Regions from separate parts of the Homo sapiens genome. Here region 2 is linked to region 1. Evidence: read pairs that join two places in POLR2A ChIA-PET (ENCODE). Cell type or tissue: MCF 10A. All regions are shown on one strand. Links, peaks and the distances in the headings refer to the core of each region. The heading gives the core; the rest is flanking DNA. Region 1 has its middle 29 kb from the start of PIK3CB. Region 2 overlaps PIK3CB (phosphatidylinositol-4,5-bisphosphate 3-kinase catalytic subunit beta).

What was found. Peaks named below come from ENCODE experiments on the same cell type or tissue, not always from the same donor. Only the 100,000 strongest peaks of a DNase experiment are listed, where the experiment ranks them.
Region 2: POLR2A ChIA-PET joins it to region 1 with 11 read pairs; 7 of 35 experiments call an interaction of 5 or more read pairs at or near these places.

What each region holds. Positions count from the first base shown.
Region 1 is chr3:138,860,814-138,866,189 of GRCh38, forward strand. No RefSeq gene overlaps it. Among named protein-coding and RNA genes, the nearest start is that of PIK3CB, 29 kb to the left of the region's middle. RefSeq lists enhancers at 1,956-2,497, 2,574-2,868. In MCF 10A, for the core only: no CTCF peak of the experiment used is centred there; DNase peaks (open chromatin) are centred at 2,318 and 2,748.
Region 2 is chr3:138,771,737-138,777,112 of GRCh38, forward strand. The region is part of intron 2 of PIK3CB (phosphatidylinositol-4,5-bisphosphate 3-kinase catalytic subunit beta); the gene reads right to left. Among named protein-coding and RNA genes, the nearest start is that of PIK3CB, 61 kb to the right of the region's middle. In MCF 10A, for the core only: no CTCF peak of the experiment used is centred there; a DNase peak (open chromatin) is centred at 2,965.

The DNA of each region.
Region 1 (5,376 bases), core at 93-5,092:
GCCAACACTCCTGGCCAGAGAAACTTTTGGGATTGGTGAATGTCAACCAGGACAAGAGGACCTGAAGCCCTGGGTAGCACTCTTCAAAGAACAAAGAGGAAGGGAACTTTTCTCCCTCCCAGAGTGATAGAGCTGAACCCAGGAAGGTAAGAGGAACAGCTGGAGCCATGAAAGGGATACTTAGGGGCCATTGGCAGAAGCCAGTGCTAGGGAAGCAGCTAGGATAAGCAGATGCAGCCTAGCATCCAACATTGGTAGCAGCCAACAGGCAGGATTGCTGATGCCCAAACTTGGAGCTGGATGCTTTCCCCTAAAACCCCTAAGAAGGGAGAAGTCAGGGAAGAAGTGTAAGGAAGCCCAGCCCAGCCCCAGCCTTTGGATGCTGTGAATAAAAGGACCAGCTCTTACCAGGACACTTCAGGTTTCTTGCAAATCTCTAACTTCCTTAAAGCTAGCTATTTTCATTACTCCTTATTTCCCTGCAGCTCAACTATTAAAAGGAATAGGAGCTGTACATGGTGGCTCACACCTGTAATCCCAGTTACTCCAGAGTCTGAGGTGGGAGGATCGCTTGAGCCCAGGAGTTCAAGGCTGCGATAAGCTATGATCACGCCACTGCACTCCGGCCTGGGAGCAGAGTGAGACTGTGTGTCTAAAATAATAATAATAAATAAATAAAATGAATAAGGTTTAAGCACAGAAAGAAGGAAGTGCAAAGGGGGTTGGTAATTTATTCAAAAGCTGGTCTGGGGAGGAGGAGCTGCCCTTGATGGTATAGGGGGTATGTTGGCTGTGAGGCCTTTGGCAGCACCCTGGGGAGCCTGTGAGGAGAGAGAGGGTTCACAGGCTCCATCCCAGTTGAGAGGTGAAAGCTGGATGGGGCCACAGTGTGGGTGAGAGCTCTGACATGGACAGCTCAGAGTAGCACCTCAGGGAATACTTGGATTTTTTTTTTTTTTTTAACTGTTTTGCTTTGTAGTCAGAGAGGTATAGGACCAGATTGCTGTGGGAAGAGGGAACTGTAGGAAGTAGTTCTGCCCCTGCCCCCACCCCCAGGCTCCCACAGTTCTCTCTGCTACCTCTGCCATCACTGTACACTCATTGCCTGTTCTATCTTGGTATCCCCCACCAGACCGTGAGTGTCCCGGGAGCAGGCACTGTGTCTGATTCACCTCCTTCTGCCTCACAATGTGGCCCAGCATGGGGCTTGACACTTGGAAGTTTCTCAAAGAGTTACTTGTTGAATGAATGAACAAATGAATGCTTTCTCTGAACTGCCCTGAACTCTAGATGAGATTTACAAAGAAGGGAAGCCCTGCTTACAGTTCTCTGCTCCTTATACCCGCTTCCTAAAGGCGTTCGTGTGCCTCTAGGACTCAAGGAGGCTCCCGCCTCAGCCTCCCCAGCAGCTGGGACTACAGAGGCACCCCACTGTGCCTGACTTCATTTATATACATTTTCCCGGTGATTTTCTGGAGTCTATATCCTTCATCAGATTTTCCAAGGGGTGTCTGTCCCCTCAAAAGAATGATTGTCATTATTTGAAAGACTAGTTCCAGACAGATATTTTATACAAATTTTCCCAGCATTGACATCCCTGAACCAAACTGTTTTTCTTCCCAACATTACTGTTTTCTTCCTTTCTGTCGAGTTTGTTGTTTTGTAATATCAGAATCTCCAGCTCACCTGAGTAAATGGTAACAAGGTGCCACCACCTTTGAATTCTCCCAGAATCCACCCCACCCTCCGTCAGAGCCACTGCCAAGGCACTCTTACTGATTTCTCCCACACTGCTGGCTCATTGCAAGTGGGAAGACAGCATGTGGAGTGGGTGTGCGGCTTATTAAAGTGAGAACTCAGGGTCAGGGCAGAACCAGGAAGAGAGCAGTGAGATATCCTGCTACCTAATCCAATTCTCCTTTTTGTGCATTTAGCACCCTCCCCTCCGCCTGCATAACAATGGAAGGAAAGAGGAAGTGGGAAAAAAGAAAGTCATGTAATTGAGTTAGAAGAGGTAATGACCAAGACCCTGGAGCAGAGGGAAAGCGGGTTACAAAAGGTGGGTTAAAGAAATCACAAGAGTATGAAGAGCTGGGAAATTACTAACAAATATTTGCTTGTGTGGGAAAGCAAAAAAGTAAAAACTTCAGTGCTGAATTGGGGCGCTGAGCCACCAGGGAAATTTGAGATTGGCATCAAGGACCGTGTTGAAGCAGGGTGGGCGGAGAAGGAGGGAAAACTACCAGCCAGCTGAGATTTTGCAGCTAGGCTGTGGCCTGATACCGAGTATCGATGCCGCAAGGGAGGGATGAGTCAGTCCTAGCACGTCCAAGTTTAGAATAATAGACTGTTTGCCACTGGGAAGGCAAACACCTTTCCTGTGAGAGGGCTTGCTGACAGTTCCAATGTCCAAAGTCCAATGCCGACCCAGAAAACTGAGGAGGCCCTGGCCCCTGCAGGAAGGGCTCATTTACATGGAGACTGAGTAAAGTGCTGTCTTAAACCCTCCTTCCTTCCCCCACTGGGAGGTTTCAGCCAGATATGCCACCCTTTGTAGGATTTCATAGGGTTGTCTAAAGCCAGGGTTGGCACAGAGCAGAAGCCACAGGGCTAAGTACCAGATTATAATTGTCAATGTCACACCTTACTGCAGAAGCCAGGGAAGGGAGCTAGGAAACTGAAGAGCTTTCTTGGTTATGGGCGGGGCTGTAAATGCAGAGTGTGCCCTGGTGACTCATGGGAGACAGTGAGAAACACTGTGGGGATCTGGTCAACCGGGTACTGATTCCTTTGAGGAAGGTATACTCCACATGCCAACCTGATACTCATGGCTAGTGAAGAGATGGCAGGATTGGGTTGCATCAGCCAGCCTAACTCGACTTGGAAACACAGAAAATAACCCAGAGCAGGTCTCAAGCACTGTGTAACTTTATTAGTTCATAGTGGCTGAACAGCCATGTTTAGGGCCTCTCAGAAGAAAGAGTTTCATCTTTGGGAAGAAATTTGTGTTGGGTGATTTTGTTCATATAATTTTGTGTTTTTTGTTTTGTTTTGGTGTTTGAGACAGGGCCTCACTCTCTCACACAGGCTGGAGTGCAGTGGCACCATCTTAGCTCACTGCAACCTCTACCTTCCTGCCTCAAGCGATCCTCCTACTTCAGCCTCCTGCATAGCTGGGACTACAGGCACGTATCACTCAACCCAGCTAATTTTTTTTTTTTCGAGATGCAGTCTTGCTCTGTCACCCAGGCTGGAGAGCAATGGCACTATCTTGGCTCACTGTAACCCCCGCCTCCCAGTCTCTGCCTCCTGAGTAGCTGGGATTACAGGCTCCTGCCACCACCCCCGGCTCAGCTAATTATTTCTTTCTTTCTTTTTTCTGAGATGAAGTTTCACTCTTGTTGCCCAGGCTGGAGTGCAATGGCACGATCTCAGCTCACTGCAATGTCTGCTTCTGGGGTTCAAGCAATTCTCCTGCCTCAGCCTCTCTAGTAGCTGGGATTACAGGCATCCGCCACCATGCCCAGCTAATTTTTTGTATTTTTAGTAGAGATGGGGTTTCTCCATGTTGGTCAGGCTGATCTCCAACTCCCGACCTCAGGCGATCTGCCCGCCTTGGCCTCCCAAAGTGCTGGGATTACAGGCGTGAGCCACTGCGCCCGGCCTGGCTCGGCTAATTTGCATATTTTTAGTAGAGATGGGTTTTCACCATGTTGGTCAGACTGGTCTTGAACTCCTGACCTCAAGTGATCCGCTCTCCTCGGCCTCCCAAAGTACTGGGATTACAAGCGAGAGCCACGGCGCCCCAGCCTGGCTAATTTTTAAAGGTTTTTGTAGAGATGGGATCTCCCTGTGTTCTCCAGGCTGGTCCCCAACTCCTGGGCTCAAGCAATCCTCCCACTTCAGGCTCCCAAAGTGCTGGAATTACAGGAATGAGCCACTGTGCCTGGCTTTATTTTCCTTACTGTTTAAACAACTTTTCTCTGCAATATATTTTTTCCTGTGCTGGTAGTTGGGACCATGGTAAGTCTTGCCTAGCCAAGAGGTCTCTTTGCCTGAATTTCATCACAGGTAAAGAGAAGGCTGTGAGTTCTCTTTTGTATAAACAGCAATGCTACTTTCCTTCTATATGTGCATACCATTTTTTTTTTTTTTTTTTTTGAGACGGAGTCTGGCTCTGTCACCCAGACTGGAGTGCAGTGGCGCGATCTTGGCTCACCGCAACCTCCACCTCCTGGGTTCAAGCGATTCTGCTGCCTCAGCCTCCTGAGTAGCTGGGTTACAGGTGCCCACCACCATGCCTGGCTAATTTTTGTATTTTAGTAGAGACAGGGTTTCACCATGTTGGCCAGGCTGGTCTTGAACTCCTGACATCAGGTGATCTGCCTGCCTTGGCTTCCCAAAGTGCTGGGATTGTGCACACCTATTTTAACAAAATAGAAATAACATCAAACTAGCCCCAAATGTAGTGCTGTAAACTACAACTATTTAACTTGCCATTCTGTGTCGGCATCAATTTGGGCTGGGCTCAACTGGGCATTTCTTTTGCCATTATAAACTAAGGTCATTCTGCTGTCTTCTGGTGCTGGATATGGAGTGGGTGGTGTTCAGCATACTATCTGGGCAGCTGGGTACCAAAAACAGGAAGAGGGCTGGGCACAGTGGCTTAGAACTGTAATCCAAGCACTTTGGGAGACTGAGGCAGGAGGATTGCTTGAGCCCAGGAGTTGGAGACCAGCCTAGGCAACATGGTGAAACCCCATTCCCACAAAAAAAAAAAAAAGAGAAAAGAAATGAAATGAAAATAATTAGCATGGTGGCATGTGCCTGTAGTCCCAGCTACTCAGGAAGCTGAGGCAGGAAGATTGCTTGAGGCCAGGAGTTTGAGGCTGCAGTGAGCTGTGATCCTGCCACTGCATTCCAGCCTGGGCAATAGAACAAGACCCTATCTCGAAAAATTTAAAAAATAGGCCAGGTACAGTAGCTTACACCTATAATCCCAGCACTTTGGGAGGCCGAGATGGGAGGTCACTTGAGGTCAGGAATTTGAGACTAACCTGGCCAACATGGTGAAACTTGTTGAAACATGTCTCTACTAAAAATACAAAATAATTACCTGGGCATGGTGGTGCATGCCTATAATCCCAGCTACCTGGGAGGCTGAGGCACAAGTATTGCTTGAACCTTGGAGGCAGAGGTTGCAGTGAGCCTAGATCATGCCACTGCACTCCAGCCTGGGTGACAGAACAAGACTCTGTCTCAAAAAAACAAACAAACAAACAAAAAAACAAAAAAAAAGAAAAAGAAAAAGAAAAATTAAAAAATAAGATAAAGCGGGCTGGGCGTGGTGGCTCACGCCTGTAATCCCAGCACTTT
Region 2 (5,376 bases), core at 201-5,200, 89 kb before region 1:
TGAGACCCCATCTCTACAAAAATTTAAAAATTGGCTGGGTGTGGTGGCACATGCCTGTGGTCCCAGCTACTCGAGAGGCTGAGGGAGGAGGATCTCTTTCTCTTGAGCACAGAAGGTGGAGGCTACAGTGAACCCTGTTTGCAGAACTGCACTCCAGCACGGGCAACAGAGCAAGACTCAGTCTCAAAAAAAAAAAAAAAAAAATTTGCAAATAGGCACTGAGCCTTGAATAACTTGGTAATTCCAGTTCTGGAATGTACCTATTTACAAACCTGAATACAGAAAAAGTTTCATGTATAAAGCAAAATATATAAAAATGAAAAATTTAAAAAAATAACAGACCCACCTGATGGCATCCACTTGGTGCACTCATTTAAAATCATGTTTATCAAGAATATGTGGCAATGTTTAGAAATAACATGAAAAAAATCCAAATATAAACTAATATACACATTAGAATTAGAACTGTGTTTAAAGTTAAAAGAAAAAACTGCAAGTATAACCTAATGCGCGGCAATTAAGGGTGGAAGGAAAGACACTCATACAGTTCAAAAGTAACTATAAAATAAATGTTTCTTTTATTCAACGTGCCTTTAATGATGGCATACAGTTTATACACTCTTTTAAAGTTCTATTGTTCCAGACACTTTGAGTGGGTCCAAAGGAAGGACTTAGGTTAGAACTTAGCAATTTATTCTGTATTTTTAAAAATTATTTTATTTTATTTATTTATTTTTTTGAGACAGGGTCTTACTCTGTTGCCCAGGCTGGAATGCAGTGGCACGATCATGGTTCCCTGCAGCCTTGACCTCCCAGGCTCCAGCAATTCTCCCACCTCAGCCTCCTGAGTAGCTAGGACTGTAAGCACACACCACCACACCCACATCATTCTTTTGATTTTTTTTTTTTTTTTTTACTAGAGACAAGGTTTCGCTACATATTCCCCAGGCTGAGCTTGAACTCCTGAGCTCAAGCAATCCTCCTACCTCGGTCTCTCAAAGTTTTGGGATTACAAGCATTAGCCAAAGCACCCGGCTATTTATTCTCTTTTTTTTTTTTTTTTTTTTGAGATGGAGTCTTGCTCTGTTGCCCAGGCTAGAATGCGGTGGTGTGATCTTGGCTCACTGCAACCTCAGCCTCCCAGGTTCAAGTGATTCTCCTGCCTCAACCTCCCAAGTAGCTGGGACTACAGTTGCCTGCCACCGTGCCTGGCTACTTTTTTTGTATTTTTAGTAGAGATGAGTTTTTGCCATGTTGGTAAGGCTGGTCTCGAACTCCTAACGTCAAGAGATCCACCTGCCTTGGCCTCCCAAAGTGCTGGGATTACAGGCCCAGCTATTTATTCTTAATATGTATGTGTTCATTAGTATTTCTAAACCACAGCCCAGGCACGGTGGCTCACGCCTGTAATCCCAGCACTTTGGGAGGCTGAGGTGGGCGAATCACTTGAGGTCAGGAGTTCAAGACCAGCCTGGCCAACATGGTGAAACCTTCTCTACTAAAAATACAAAAATTAGTTAGGCGTGTTGTCAGGCGCCCACCTACTTGGGAGGCTGAGGCAGGAGAATCACTTTAACCTGGGAGGCAGAGGTTGCAGTGAGTTGAGATCACGCCACTACACTCCAGCCTGGGCGATAGAGTGAGTGAGATACTGTCAAAGAAAAAAAAAAGTATAAAGATAAATTTAGACATATAATCCATAACACTGGTATTTCAGTGGAGAGGGAGGACATTATTGGTATTATTTCATCAAACTAAAAGGGCTGATGAAAAAAATTTAATAAAAGTCATATCACTCTATTATTCCAAAATATACAGCTAGCCTCTTTAAAATATGCCATTTTAAGTTACTTAATACAGTCCTTGAAATGGAAAAAAAATTTAAAAATTAAATGGTCTTCTTCCAAACACATAATTTTTTATTAAGCAATGCTAATAAAACTCTTCAGATTTCTAGTTTTTAGTCTACCTTCCTCTTTTCTAATCTAAATGTTCGACCGTGTTTACCCCTAACATCAACAAGATAAGTTATTCCAAATGGATATATGTATTTCCAGGAGAAATGTATTTCATCCCCACAGTCTTCTCTCCTCACCCTCTCCACCCCTTGCTGAAACCCATTCAAGTGAACAGTATTTGGGACATGGGAACTATCATTAAGTGTTAAGCTATTCCAATCACTGTTTGACAATAACCACGTTTTAAGGTAAAAATGATTATTTCCCTAAATAGATAAAATTAATAGGACAAAGACTACCAAAGACCAATATCTACTACATTAACATAGAGACCTTCTCTAGCCTTTGAAGATATAACTAAGGGAATTCTCCTACATTACAGGAGAGCATTTTCTGTTTTTAAACACTTTTGCTAATAACGCATAAACAAAAATACCCAACATGTAATTGTACAGTTCAATGAATTTTTGGAAAGCAAATACCTATTGCAAAGCAAACCACTATCCAGGTTAAGACAAAGAACACTGCCAGCATCTCAGGAGACTCCTTGTTTGTCTCTTTCAGATAGCAACCCTCTCCCAAACCTCCTACCACCATCTGACTTCTTTTGTAAGAGGTGGGGGTTGTTTTGTTTTTTAATCACTTTAGGTAACAGTATGGGAGCAAAGCAAATATCCAAATAATTGTGGCTCACTGGATACACTTTTGCACCTATCATTCAAGTATATATTTTAGACAAAAGTTTCATTGTCTAGATGACTGCTTCTGTTTCTCACTCCAATGAGTGGCAATGGGTCCAATAGACTAACTGAGGTGGGTGCTTTTGAATGTCAACAAATCTTCCTTCTAGAAATGGTATCCAATCAATTCTGGTTCTTGTTTACAAGTACCATCATGACAATCAGGAATGACTGTTTGTGTAGCAGAGTACCCACATGTAATTGCAATGAGAGTGAGTCATGAGCCAAATTGTACAAGTGTGTGGTGGTGCTGGTGAGTAACTAACCAACAGCTCTCACATCTAGGAACTGAACCAGTGCCAGAAAGCCATCTGGATAGCAAACAGTAACATGAGAAGAATTTTAAATAGCTTACAGCTGTAGAAAATGCACTATTCCAGGCTTTGAATTCTTTTAGTTATTTCTGTCTGCTGTCATTTTGAAAATAAGTCATAATATGTAAAAATTAAAAGAGCATCCAATAAAGGCTGGCATTTATCCCAAGTAATTTCAGGATTACTCCTTTGCATGATGGTTTAAGTTTGGTCTGGCAAGTACTTATCATTTGTTTGTCTGTTTTAAACCTTTTCCTTGGAGACCAATTTTCTTCCTAAGCTATCCACCCATGAATGACAAAATGCTTCTGTGTGTAGCTTTCATTTCTCCCTCACTATGGACTGTAAATTGAGAGGGAAAAGACTAAGAAAAACTGAAGAAGTATCTGTCCTTGATGCCAAGTCTTCTTTCACTGGTTATTCTCTCTAGAGGACACAGAGAGTCCAGAGAGGCAGGCTGATAATGTCATCTCAGTGCTAGGCCTTGATCAAAAAGAGGAAGAGAAGAAAACTGCAGAGGGACAAAGTGGGAAAACAACTGAATTTCAAGGAAATGAATATTTAATAAGTACTTATTCTGTTTAAGATACCATATCACACACTTGATTGGGAGATGAGGTAATTACAAAACAAAACGAAGCAATTTGCAATCCAGCCTGTACCAGAGCAGTTAGGTCTAGTGAGAGACTAGCGGAGGCATGTCTGTTCTCTGAATGATTGCAGTGTTTTTTACCTCGACCTCCCAGAGCCTCAACCAGAAGGGATGAGGATGGAATACTGGAAAAGGGAAATACAGAGTACCCGCCTGAACTTCTTAAGGTGTGGGACTGCAGTGTCTGGGGATCAGGCTATGTCATCTAAAAAGTTGAGGCAGCACCACAATGTTGCTGTCATGAAACCCCCTCACTGCCTCACTGCCCCAGCCTATGACCTGTGCATAATGGGATGAGTACTGGGAGTTACATGGTTTGGAATATAATAATTAATCACATGTTACTATGTCTAAGATCCCAAAAGATCTGAAATCTTTATCTGTTATGCATTAACAGGACAGCTTTTGGATACTGTCCTGTATTTAAGTTATAACATCACCCTATAAGCTAATAAATTATATTTCGTTTCAAAACCCTCAAATATAGCATTCTTTTAAATTAAAAAGCATACATTGGCCAGCCGCGGTGGCTCACACCTGTAATCCCAGCACTTTGGGAGGCTGAGGTGGGTGGATCACCTGAGGTCAGGAGTTGAAGACCAGCCTGGCCAACATGGTGAAACCCAGTCTCTACTAAAAATACAAAAATTAGCCGGGCGTGGTGGCGTGTGCCTGTAATCCCAGCGACTCAGGAGGCTGAGGCAGGAGGATCACCTGAACCCCGGAGGCAAAGGTTGCACTGAGTGGAGATTGCACCATTGCACTCCAGCCTGGGCGATAAGAGCAAAACTCCATCTCAACAAAAAAAAAGAAAGAAAGAAAAATGACATTAGTATCCATTTCATACCATTAGTATAACAGTTAATAATTTAAAATGTTTCCTGACTGAACGTAGCTACTAAAACCAACCCATACCTTTTTCTTCTGGAAACTATGGGAATACTCTCAAGGGATTAAAAATGTTTTGGATAAAACATTAGCAAGGAAAGAAAGCTTTAAGAATCTAAGGCCGGGAGTGGTGGCTTATGCCTGTAATTCGAGTACTGTGAGAGGGCGAGGCAGAGGATCCCTTGAGGCCAGAAGTTCGAAACCAGCCTGGGCAACTTGACAAAACCCTGCCTCTACAAAAAAATACAAAAAATACAAAAATTAGCTGGGCGTGGTAGCACACACCTGTAGTCCCAGCTACTCAGGAAGCTGAGGGACGATCGCCTGAGCCTGGGAGGCAGACATTGCCGTGAGCTGTGATTGTGGTACTGCATTCCAGCCTGGGCGACAGAGTGAGACCCTGTCTCAAAAAACAAACAAACAAACAAACAAACAAACAAAACCCCAGCATGGGCAACATGGTAAAACCCTGTCTTTACCAAAAACACACCAGGCATGATGGCATGCACTTGTGGTCCCAGCTACTTGGGAGGCTGAGGTAGGAGGATCACTTGAGCCTGGGAAGCGGACATTGCAGTGAGCTGAGATCATGCTACTGCACTCCATTGTTGGTGACAGAGTGAGACTCTACCTCAAAAAAAAAAAAAAAAAAAAAGAATCTAAATAATCTAACAAAGTATTGAAAAGTAGCTTAAAAAAATTGTGATTACACGATCAACAGCACTGCTGTCACAACCTGGGATGATTTTAAAACATGGCCACAAAATTATTTTACATCACTCCTGCACCTACTGGTGCTGCCTGCCAAGGCTGTGGGCAAAGTC